Regions from separate parts of the Homo sapiens genome. Here region 1 is linked to region 2. Evidence: chromatin loops called from intact Hi-C (ENCODE). Cell type or tissue: natural killer cell. All regions are shown on one strand. Each heading gives the region's core, and the rest is flanking DNA. Links, peaks and the distances in the headings are about the cores only.

Region 1 (5,383 bases), core at 292-5,291, 830 kb after region 2:
TATACACCATGGAATACTACTCAGCCTTAGAAAGGAACAAAAGTAATGTCTTTTGTAGCAACTTGGATGGAACTGGAGGCCATTATTCTAAGTGAAGTAACTTAGGAATAGAAAGCCAGTTACCGCATGTTCTCACTTATAAGTAGGAGCTAAGCTATGGATACATAAAGGCACACAGAGTGGTATAATGGACTTTGGAGACTCAGAAGGGGGAGAGTGGGGGCGAAGATAAAAAACCACATATTGGGTACAATGTACGCTACTTGGGTGACGAGTGCACTAAAATCTCACAATTCACCACTATATAACTCATTCTTGCAACCCAAAACCACTTGTGCCACAAAAGTTATTGAAATAAAAACATATTTTAAAAAAGAAAGATCACATAGGTCAGTTATGTGACAGTCTTGAGTAAGCAGCGTTCTGGAGTCAGACACTCTGGATTCAAGCAACTTCTTTGTCACCTACCCAGTTGCTTCACTTTTCTAAGTCTTGGTTTTCTTGTCTATAAAATGAAGTAAAAATAATATGTACTTTGTAGGATTGTTGGTAGGATTAGAAGACACAATTAATGTAAACTACAGTATAACCGTGGGCAAATTACTTAGCTTCTCTCTGCCTCAGTTTCCTTATCTCTAAAGTGGGAAAAATAGTAGTGTCTACCTCATATATAGGAATGTTATGAAAATTAAATAAATTGAAATTTGCAAAGCAGTATAGAAAGATTGGCACAGAGTGTTTGTTAAGTAAGCAAATGTCAGGTGCCTCCTCAATCATTCCACATAGATCTATCAATTACCTACTCTGTGCCAGTCATCTTTCTAGTCAGAAAGGATGTAGAAATGAATAAAATCAACAAGATTCCCTACAGAGTCTAGTGGGGGAAGACAAACAGTAAATAGGCCAGCAATAAAATAAATAAGACAAATATTAAAGTAATGATTTCCAGGAAGGAAATGAAACAAGGTAATAGGAAAGAGAGTAATGGGGGAAAAGGCACAGGGCACCATTCCATAAGGTGGTGTCTTAGTCCATTTAGCGTTACTGTACCATAATACCTTAGATTGGGTAATTTATAAAGAAAAGAGGTTCAGTTATCTCACAGTTCTGCAGGCTGGGTAGTTCAAAGGCATGACCCTGGCTTCTAGCAATACCTTGCATGCTATGTCATAACATGGTTGGGAAGGTCAAAGGGGAAGCAGACATGAGAGGGAAAACCTGAAGGGCATCCAGGCTTTACAACAATCCACTCTTGGGGAAACTAATCCATTCCTGTGGGAACTAATACAGTCTTGCAAGAGCAAGAACTCACTCACTACTGTGAAAACAACACTAAGCCATTCATGAGAGATCTGCCGCCACGACCCACACACCTCCCTCTAGGCCCCACCTCTCAACTCTGCCTCTTTGGGTATCAAATTTCAATGTGAGTTTTGGTGGGGACAAACAATCCATAACTATAGCAGCTAGTCAGGGAAGGCCTTTATTAGGAGGTGACATTTAGCTAACACCCAGGTACAAAACCAGAGACAGATATTGGGAGATAGTCTTCCAGGCAGAGGAAAGAGATAGTGCAAAGGTCCTGAGGTATGGTTGGAATAGTGTAAGGGAGAAACTAGTGGGTGATGAAGGCAAAGAGGGAGACAAGAGGCCTGATCATGCAAGGCCCTGGGGTTCATGTAAAGGAGTTTAAGTTTTATTATAGCTGAATCAGGAAACCAATTTCATAGACCGACCACTTGTTTTATATTTGGCGGAACTGAGGCCCAGTGAGGGGAAGCAATGGTCAAAGATCACACAAAGAATTGGTAGCAAAACTAGGATTATTACTGAGCTTCCCTCATTCTCCAGCATCTTGCACTTTATTCTCAGACATGTCATACCATATCATATGATATCATATAACATTGCAAATTGGCTGAATGCAGTTTCTACGAATGAAACTGATTACCCGAAAATGCATTTCAGGTTATTTATCCAGCAATTCCTACCCTGCACATGCTAGTGCTCAATCCCAGGCCAGCCAGACATTGGTAAGTGCCACAGAGTTTCTGCACAGAGAGGCACTGAAAGTGGCCAGCTCAGCCCTTCCCCTTCCAGCCACCTGAGAAAGAGCAGAAATTTTTGCATTAGTGTAGGAGTCTCATAGGAGGAACCTGAAAGGAATTCCTGCACACAAACAAGAAGATGAAGTATCTGTCCTCTGGAGGTCATTTTGACATGGGGAATTAGGCTGAAGCCTTGTGTGTTCATTCCTTAATCAAGAAGAAGAACATTTATCTGTAAGGAAATGCCATCTCAGATGGTACAGTACAGCTTTAGCCAAAGAAGGGCATCACAGTCCAGCATTAGCCAAAAAATAGCAACAGTTTAGCAGCCTGGACTGCTCGTTCCTTCAGGTTACTGTGGCCATCTCCTTGCTGGCCATAAGAGAGAAATGCTCTATTTTTATAATGCTCCACTAGTTAAATCAAGCCCATCTAAGACATTCTGCCGTTCCCTTTCCCGAGCTTATATAATCTGGCTTTTTCAAAAAAATTCTGACAAATACTTTTTTATAACAAAAAGCAAATAAGTTTAGAGTGCATGAGGGGTAGGAATGATTTAGCTTACAAAATATTGCTTTATGATGTGTTTTCTTTTCTGATTATTTAAATAATATATTTACTTTGTAGACCACTATGAAATTAAAGGACTATAAAGAAGAAATTTAAAATCACCTGTAACTACACAACCCAGCGATAACCATTTGTAGTTTTTAATTGTCCTTTTCTTATGTACAGAAAACATTAAATAATTAAGATTATATTGTATATACAAATGTGTATCTCGTTTTCCTTATTTAAAATTGTGACTTTTCTCAATTCATTAGTCCTATAAAAGTATGATTTCACTAATTGCTATATAATATTCCAATAGAAACATATTTCATAATCTATATAACCCAACCTTTAGTGTAACAATTTACAAAGTGTGAAGACATTAGTAGCGTTTGTTTAAAAAAAAAAAAAGTATAAAAAATGATCCATAGTTGTGAGTTTCAAACCCTGTTTCTAACAGAACTTTACATTTTTTTTAGCATGACTCATCTCAGAGCCTTATTACACTAATGTATATTGGACTCTCGACGGGAATATAGCACGCAGCGTTTCCTGTTTGTATATGCGGAGCATTTTATTGGACTGATGCTCTATAGAACAAACATAGTGAGATACCGCCCCAGTGTGGACATTTAGGATGTTGCAGTATTTCACTCTGCAGTAACCATACTTGGCATGGACATTTTTGTGTATTCATCTGGCTGTTTCCTTAAGAGAGATTCATAGGAAAGAAACTATTGGGCCAAAAAAACACAGAGTTCTGATTCTACCCTAGCTACCTTTTTCTCTGGGTCTCCATGGGCCCCACTCCACAAGGGATCTCAAGAAAAACAGACTCTCAGGTCGACTGAGTATTTTTCTGCTCAGCACAAAGCCTGCCTCATTGTAGTAGAGGTTTGTTGTTTTGTTTTTGGTTTTTCCAAATAAACTATTTTTATTCTAGAACTGTTTTTGGTAAAAGCTGGTAAGATAGTATAAGGAGCTCCCATATACCCAACATCCTGTTTCCCCTATTATTAACATCTTACATTAGTATGGTACATTTGTCATAATTAGTGAACTGATATTAATAATGCATTATAATTAACTAAAGTCCATGCTTAATTTATATTTCCTTAGTTTTTACCTACTGTCCTTTTTCAGTTCCAGGATCCAATCCAGGATACCACATCACATTTGACCATAATATCTCCTTAAGTTCCTCTTGGCTGTGATGGTTTTTTTAGTCACTTCTTGTTTTTGATGACCTTACAAGTTTTGAGTAGTGATGGTTAGGTATTTTGCAGAATGTCCCTCAATTGAGACTTGTCTGATATTTTTTTCATGACCAAACTGGGGTAATGTGTTTTTGGCAGGAGGACCTCAGAGGTCAAGCGACATTCTCATTCACATCATATCACGAGTATACACTATTAATATAACATGTCACTATTGTTGTTAACCTTGATCAACTAGCTTGAGATAATGTTTGTCAAGTTTGTCCATTGTAAGGTTGCTCTTTCTCCCCTTTCCATAATGAATGGAAAGTTACTACACAGTGCCTAGACTTAAGGGGTGGGAGTTATGCTCCATTGTTGAGGTCATTTTTAAATAGAAGCTATAGTTATCTATTTGTGCATCATTCTTTAGATGAATTCTTTGGGCCCATTAAGTATACAGGGTGTCATGGTTGTATTAAATCCAGTCCTTCTCCTCTAAGAACTTAATATCTATTTGGGAACTTTGTCTAGGGATGATATTATACAGGCACAATGTATTATAGCATTGACAACTGCAAATGGTGATTTTCTGGAATTCAGAATCTTCCTCAGGCTATAGAGAAAAGCAGGCATCAAAAAAGTATATGACAATGAAGATATTCACTTGCGAGTAAAACAAGTATAACTGATAAAAGTTATTTTAAAAACGAACAACCATTTAAAAGTCTCTCAAAATTGTCCTAAGGCAAGACTGCAAGTGAGGAAATATTTATTTAAGAAAATCTACTAAATCTTGACAAGAACAGTAAGAGTTTGTTGCACTTGAGCCATAACCCATTCCTTCCATCTCCCCTCCCCAGCTAAGCATGAAAGAAACTTCATTCTGGGTACATAAGGCCAAGATGACAAGGCTTCCTCTCCCTTCAGCTCCCGGTCAAGTGACTCAATATCTCACAGGAGGGCAAGCCACCAGTATTTATCATCACCCCCCACCACTTCACCATGAGTTGCAGAGATGAGTGTAGCCAAGAAAAATGCTGATGTATTCCTTTCTCCACCCAGACACAATCATAGGGCAGAGGCTCTACCCCCAGGTATGAAAGGATAAGAATACTGAGGCACTAATTGTCCTTGCCCCATCTCACTCATAGGGCAGAGGTTCAATTCTGGGAGAGCCAAGCTGAGAAAACCTGAGTCTACTGCCCCTGCCAAACAGCCTCGTCATAAAGCATGAATATCATTCCAAGAAAAGTGGGCCACTGTCCTTGCACCCAGCTCTGGAGTTGTGGCTCACAGATTTTGGCTCAGCAGCAGAGGCAGGTCATAAGGACAGACAGCTCTGAAGCTCTCCCTAAAGTAAATAACTTTATTTGAAACAGACTGGAGAAGTTCAAACCTAAGGGCACTTTCAAAAACAATGGATATTTGGTGGTAAGCAATTAAGAAGAGGCTGAGAATTCTCTTAATTAAGATCAACCACTTAAAACATAGGCAAACTAGCTCACCAGAGAGAACCAGAGAAGGAGACAGCAAAGATGAACCCTCCTGAGATCTGAACAAACCTCAAAGACTTGCCTCAAGTAC
Region 2 (5,383 bases), core at 158-5,157:
TTTTTTTTTTTTTTGAGACAGAGTGTTGCTCTGTCGCCCAGGCTGGAGTGCAGTGGCATGATCTTGGCTCACTGCAATCTGTGCTTCCCAGTTTCAAGCAAATCTCCTGCCTCAGCCTCCCGAGTAGCTGGGACTACAGGAGCATGCCACCACGCCCAGCTAATTTTTGTAATTTTAGTAGTGACAGGGTTTCACCACGTTGGCCAGGCTGTCTCGAACTCCTGACCTCAGGTGATCTGCCTACCTCAGCCTCCCAAAGTGCTGGAATTACAGGCGTGAGCCACCGCACTTGGCCTTACTTGTAGATTTTTTAGTTATGATAAGTGCTTGTTTTTTAAGCCACTGAGTTAAAAAATAGTTTTTCACAGAGCAATGATTAAATGATATAATAACCAGATTATGGAAGTTCCTTTATATTCGTGGCTTCCTAAAAGTTTATATTGTAAGTGCTGTTGAATTTACCAAATATTTTTATTTTTCTGCATCGAGATGACCATATACTTTTCTCCTTTATTTGGAAAAGTGGTGTATGACATTTAGTCCTTTTGCACTGTTTTAACTCCCTTTCAGTCATGAGATAAATCCAAGTTGATCATAGTTTATTGTCTTTTACAGAACTATGGATTAAATATGCTCATATCTTTCAATTTTTAAGTCTTCACTTATAATTGAAGTGAGTTTGTATTTTTCTCTTCAGTCACAATCTATGTTTGATTTAGGTACCAATGTTATAAAAGTTGCTCAGAATATGTTGGGAAGTAATTCATCTCTATTTCCCCTCTAAAATATTTTGAATAAGATTGGAATCATCTTTTGCTTAAAAATTTATAAAACCGGACGGCATGGTGGCTCCTGCCTGTAATCCCAGCACTTTGGGAGGCCCAGGCGGGCGGATCACCTGAAGTCAGGAGTTCGAGACCAGCCTGGCCAACATGGCGAAACCCCATCTCTACTAAAAACACAAAAATTAGCTAGGCATGGTGGCATGCACCTGTAATCCAGCTACTTGGGAGGCTGAGGCAGGAGAATCACTTGAACCCAGGAGGTGGAGGTTGCAGTGAGCCGGGATCGCACCATTGCACTCCAGCCTGGGCACAAAGAGTGAAACTCCATCTTAAAAAAAAGAAAAAGAATTCATAGAACCAACCTGTAACCATGTGGGATAAGTGCTTGTGTTAAAGGAAAATCCCTAAGTGTGTTTTATTTTTTAATCGTTATACTTCCCTTCAGGCTTTTTCTATCTTCTGCTCTTTGCCACCTGTGAGGTCCCTGAAAATGAAGGCCAATACTACCCAGGTAAGCAAATACCCAAAAGGCCAAAAAGACTGGGTAATCTGGTGTTCCCGTTAATTCTCTCTATTAGAGTTTTAATCTGAGACTTTCTCTTTTGTGAATTCTTTGACACTTTTAAGGAGAATTTTGTATTTCGTCCTATATATTTTGTTTCCATTGGAGAGATATGGAGGAGAAATGGTCCAAATATTATAGCCAACCATAAACAAAAACTGAATTACTCCTAAATCTATTTAACAAGTTGAAATATGACTAAGCTGTTCAGTAATATTTGTCATTTATTTCAATGAATATTTTCCTTAACTTTCTGAGGAAACTAAGTAACTAATTTCAAATGAGAAGAAATACAATGACAACAAACAAAAATAAAGTGAAATAAATTAATGATATGAGAAAGTGCTTGTGTTCCCAGGTTAAAAGATGAAATCATGAGACAACCTTTTAGTAACTTCTGATAGGGGTTTATACGTATTTATATATGTATACTACTCAAAGTGGGCATTTATGGCATGAAGTGATGAGCGGTATCTAAGCCTTCCTCTTAGGGCTCCAAGCAAACAGTTGCCTCTCATTTTACAGAGTCTAACCCCGTAAATGGAGAAAGACTCCTTGAGGGCATGAATATTGACAAAGGCTATCTCCTTGACCAAATTGTAGATAGGCTCCTCTGAGCCCTCTTTTTAACAGCTCATTCTTGAGTCCTGTCTTTGGCTTGCCTAGTCCAGTTTTAATAAGAATCTTAACTCAGTTTGGCAAGAATTCCCCTACCCTTGATGTCTCCTCTCTGTGATGTTCCATGCACTGACCCCCCTCACTCTGCTCCTTGACTATAAATCTCCAGCTGTCTTTGCTATGCTCAGAATGGAGACTGATCTATTTCTCACCTATTGCAATGTCCCTATTGCAGTAGTCTTGAATAGTCTTCCTTATCACTTTAACAGGTGCTGGAATAATTTTCTCTTTAACAATAGCAAGCCAAGTTAAGGAACATGTGGCCTGCTGCCTAGAAATGCCCCAATCCTGCCCTTAATTTTTCAAAATTGTCGTCTTCCTCCTAGGCCTAGCTCCTTGAGACTTGCCCCTAGACGTAAACAATTTGATCATGTAGGGAAAATGCTTGAGATGTAAAACTGAGTTAAGAGCAGAACTGCAAAGACTAGGTTAAGTGGAAATTGAGTTCTTGAAAGATAATATTGCCTGATAAAAGTGGGTGGTTTAGGGTGGGATCTGAACATGGCGGTGGTGGTAGCTGCTAAGGCGCTGAAGGGCCGGGGGGATGGAGGGCAAGAAATGCCCGCGTCCTCCGGGGGATTCTCGCAGGAGCCACAGCTAACAAGGCTTCCCATAACAGGACCCAGGCACTGCAAACCCACAGCTCCCAAGAAGGCAGGGAGGAACCTGAACTCCTATCCCCCGAGATGTAATACATTCCCAGAAAGAGGGGCAAGAACCCCATGAAAGCTGTGGGACTGGCCTGGGCCATCGGCTTCCCTTGTGGTATCCTTCTCTTCATCCTCACCAAGCAGGAAGTGGACAAGGACCGTGTGAAACAGATGAGGGCTCGGCAGAACATGCGGGTGTCCAACACTGGCGAGTATGAGAGCCAGAGGTTCAGGGCCTCCTCCCAACGTGCCCCGTCCACTGTTGTTGGGTCTGGACTGCAGACCTGAGGAACCATGCAACTCTCCTAAACTATTGACTGTGAAGTCCTCAGGTTTGGCCGGGATTCCAGTTCTTGCCTCTGAGGTCCACCAGAGGGCGCACGAAGCCCGGGCTGCTGCCAACCCCTACCCCGCCCCAAACCCAGGAGCCAACCAAAGGCAAATAAAGTTATTGAGTGTTTAGTGGGGGGTGGGGGGGGAAAGTGGGTAGTTTAGGCCCTGGTTTGATTTAAGATGGAAACAAAGGCAAAATTCCAGCAGTATGAGCAGGTCGCCCCAAACTGGGCAAAATGCAAGGCAGCCATGTTTGGTGGCGCCTTTATCTCTGAGTGGCGTTTTTTCACACAGGAAGGGCGGGAGAAGAGTGCCCCAAGGCAGGTTTCCTTGAAAATATGCAGCACTACTGCCCCTGTGAGGAAATCATTTAAAGACAGAATACGCCATTACAGCGTTCTTCCCTTGAGGCCCAGCTGTTGGGGAAGGTCTGGTCTGTGGGTAGGTGGAAGAGGCTGGGGCTTCATGCTGAGCCTCCTTGCCTTCTCCTCTAAGGCCTTAACAGAGAGACCTGGACATTGGTGGTATCTTGGTATAAAACCTGGAGAGTGAGGGGCTTGGAGTGAACCATCAGCTGCCAGGCGGTACTGGCACAGAAGTCGTGGGGCGGGGCCTCACTTCCTCCTGGTGTGGTCAGGACTTGAGGGACCCACTCAAACACAAATGCAAGCTCTTTGGGCATCTGTCTCCTATTCCTGCCCCTTGGAGCAAGAGTTAGCAGGCTTTCACGTGGTACCACCATCCTATGATGAAGGCCTTATTATATACAAGGACTCCTCAAAGAAGCTATGGGACGTTGGTTTCTTGTGGCAGCTGTGTCAGAACACAAAGAACAGGCCAATTCCAGATGACATTGCAGAGGCAAGTGTGCTTGCTGAAGATCTCAGGTCAAACATCTAGATTCACTGCCTGCAGCCAGGAGGAATTGAGGAGAAGTGGGGCCACGTAGTCAAACCAAGAAGTAATGAAACGTCTAAAGGAGTAGATATGAAAAAACAGATGGAGAAGAAGTAATCCAAATATGTTAGCCAAGCATAAACAAAAACTGAAGTATAATTCAATCTAATTTAGATGTTTTACATATGACTAAGCTATTTCAACACAGACAGTGAAAAGGATTGAAAATGAACACATATTTCCAAGTCCTTGCCTGCCAGAGGTGTCATTCCTTGTGATATCACTCTATGACTTCATACATGCCTGTTGTAGAAGGAACATTGCAAAGAAATGTGATTATTTCTAGAAGTGCAAAAATCAGGTGGCAAAAATGATGTCACTGAAGATCATGAAGGAGGACACGTTGGCACATCATCCCTCCACAAAAGCAGCAAGAGCCAGGCATGAACTAGAAAGAAGTGTCGGCCCCGCGCCGTGGCTCACGCCTGTAATCCCAGCACTTTGGGAGGCCGAGGCGGGTGGATCACGAGGTCAGGAGATCGAGACCATCCTGGCTAACACGGTGAAACCCTGTCTCTACTAAAAATACAAAAAATTAGCTGGGCCTGGTGGCGGGCGCCTGTACTCCCAGGTACTCGGGAGGCTGAGACAGGAGAATGGCGTGAACCTGGGAGGCGGAGCTTGCAGTGAGCCGAGATCGCTCCACTGCACTCCAGCCTGGGCGACAGAGCGAGACTCCGTCTCAAAAAAAGAAAGAAAGAAAGAAAGAAGTGTCAGAATCCACTTTTACAGAACTCTAGAGCTTGTCAAAAACTTACAACACCCAGGGAAGCCTTGGTGAAGAAATAAGTGACTGCTTTGTGGTGAGAGAGCAAGAGAGCTGCGGCATTTTAAATTACCTGTCTACCATCCCCCAGCCTCCACAGTGCCTTCAGTATAGCTCCTACCCTCGTGCATAGGTATAATACAGAACTTATTCTCAAAGAATTGTTGCATTCCAGTTTGATCTGTCTTTTGGCTCCCTAAAGGATTGGTGTAAGAGCTTGCTTTTTGTTTTGCCTCACTTGGAGTGTTTCCAAGTTTGGAACAACTCCTGAGGGGCATGTGTTGAAAAAACTTAAAGACACAAGTACTGGCTATAAGAATCTGAGGCAAGGGACAACAGTTAAAATAAACAATAAGCAGATGGAAAAGCATGGGAAGGAAGAGGCTATGAAAGGAAATACTTGGGGGAATAAGAACTTTAAAATGTTCTTGTATACACTAGAGAAATAAGAAAGCCATGCACATGGGCAGGGCTGGACAATTATGCAGAAAATGCCTGAGAAGAGCTTAAGGTCTCAGATCTCACTAGCTTTCAGGCCCCTTGCAAGCTAGAAGTGAAGACTACAGCCTGGCTAGTTGAAAGAGTGCCCCAACACACAGAGCCAGTTTTCAAGGACTTAGAGAATACTTATCTTTCTTTCTTTCTTTCTTTC

The links. A loop is a pair of places that touch in the nucleus more often than their neighbours do. Peaks named below come from ENCODE experiments on the same cell type or tissue, not always from the same donor. Only the 100,000 strongest peaks of a DNase experiment are listed, where the experiment ranks them.
Region 1: it touches region 2 in a loop (17-fold over the local background); 11 of 110 quality-filtered maps call a loop at or near these places.

What each region holds. Positions count from the first base shown.
Region 1 is chrX:130,973,937-130,979,319 of GRCh38, reverse strand. No RefSeq gene overlaps it. Among named protein-coding and RNA genes, the nearest start is that of ENOX2, 73 kb to the right of the region's middle. In natural killer cell, for the core only: a CTCF peak has its summit at 3,212; a DNase peak (open chromatin) is centred at 3,209.
Region 2 is chrX:131,800,885-131,806,267 of GRCh38, reverse strand. All of the region lies in intron 2 of FIRRE (firre intergenic repeating RNA element), which reads left to right. It also overlaps the pseudogene PNKDP1. Among named protein-coding and RNA genes, the nearest start is that of FIRRE, 27 kb to the left of the region's middle. RefSeq lists enhancers at 2,199-2,699, 2,700-3,200 and a silencer at 3,102-3,151. In natural killer cell, for the core only: no CTCF peak of the experiment used is centred there; a DNase peak (open chromatin) is centred at 3,057.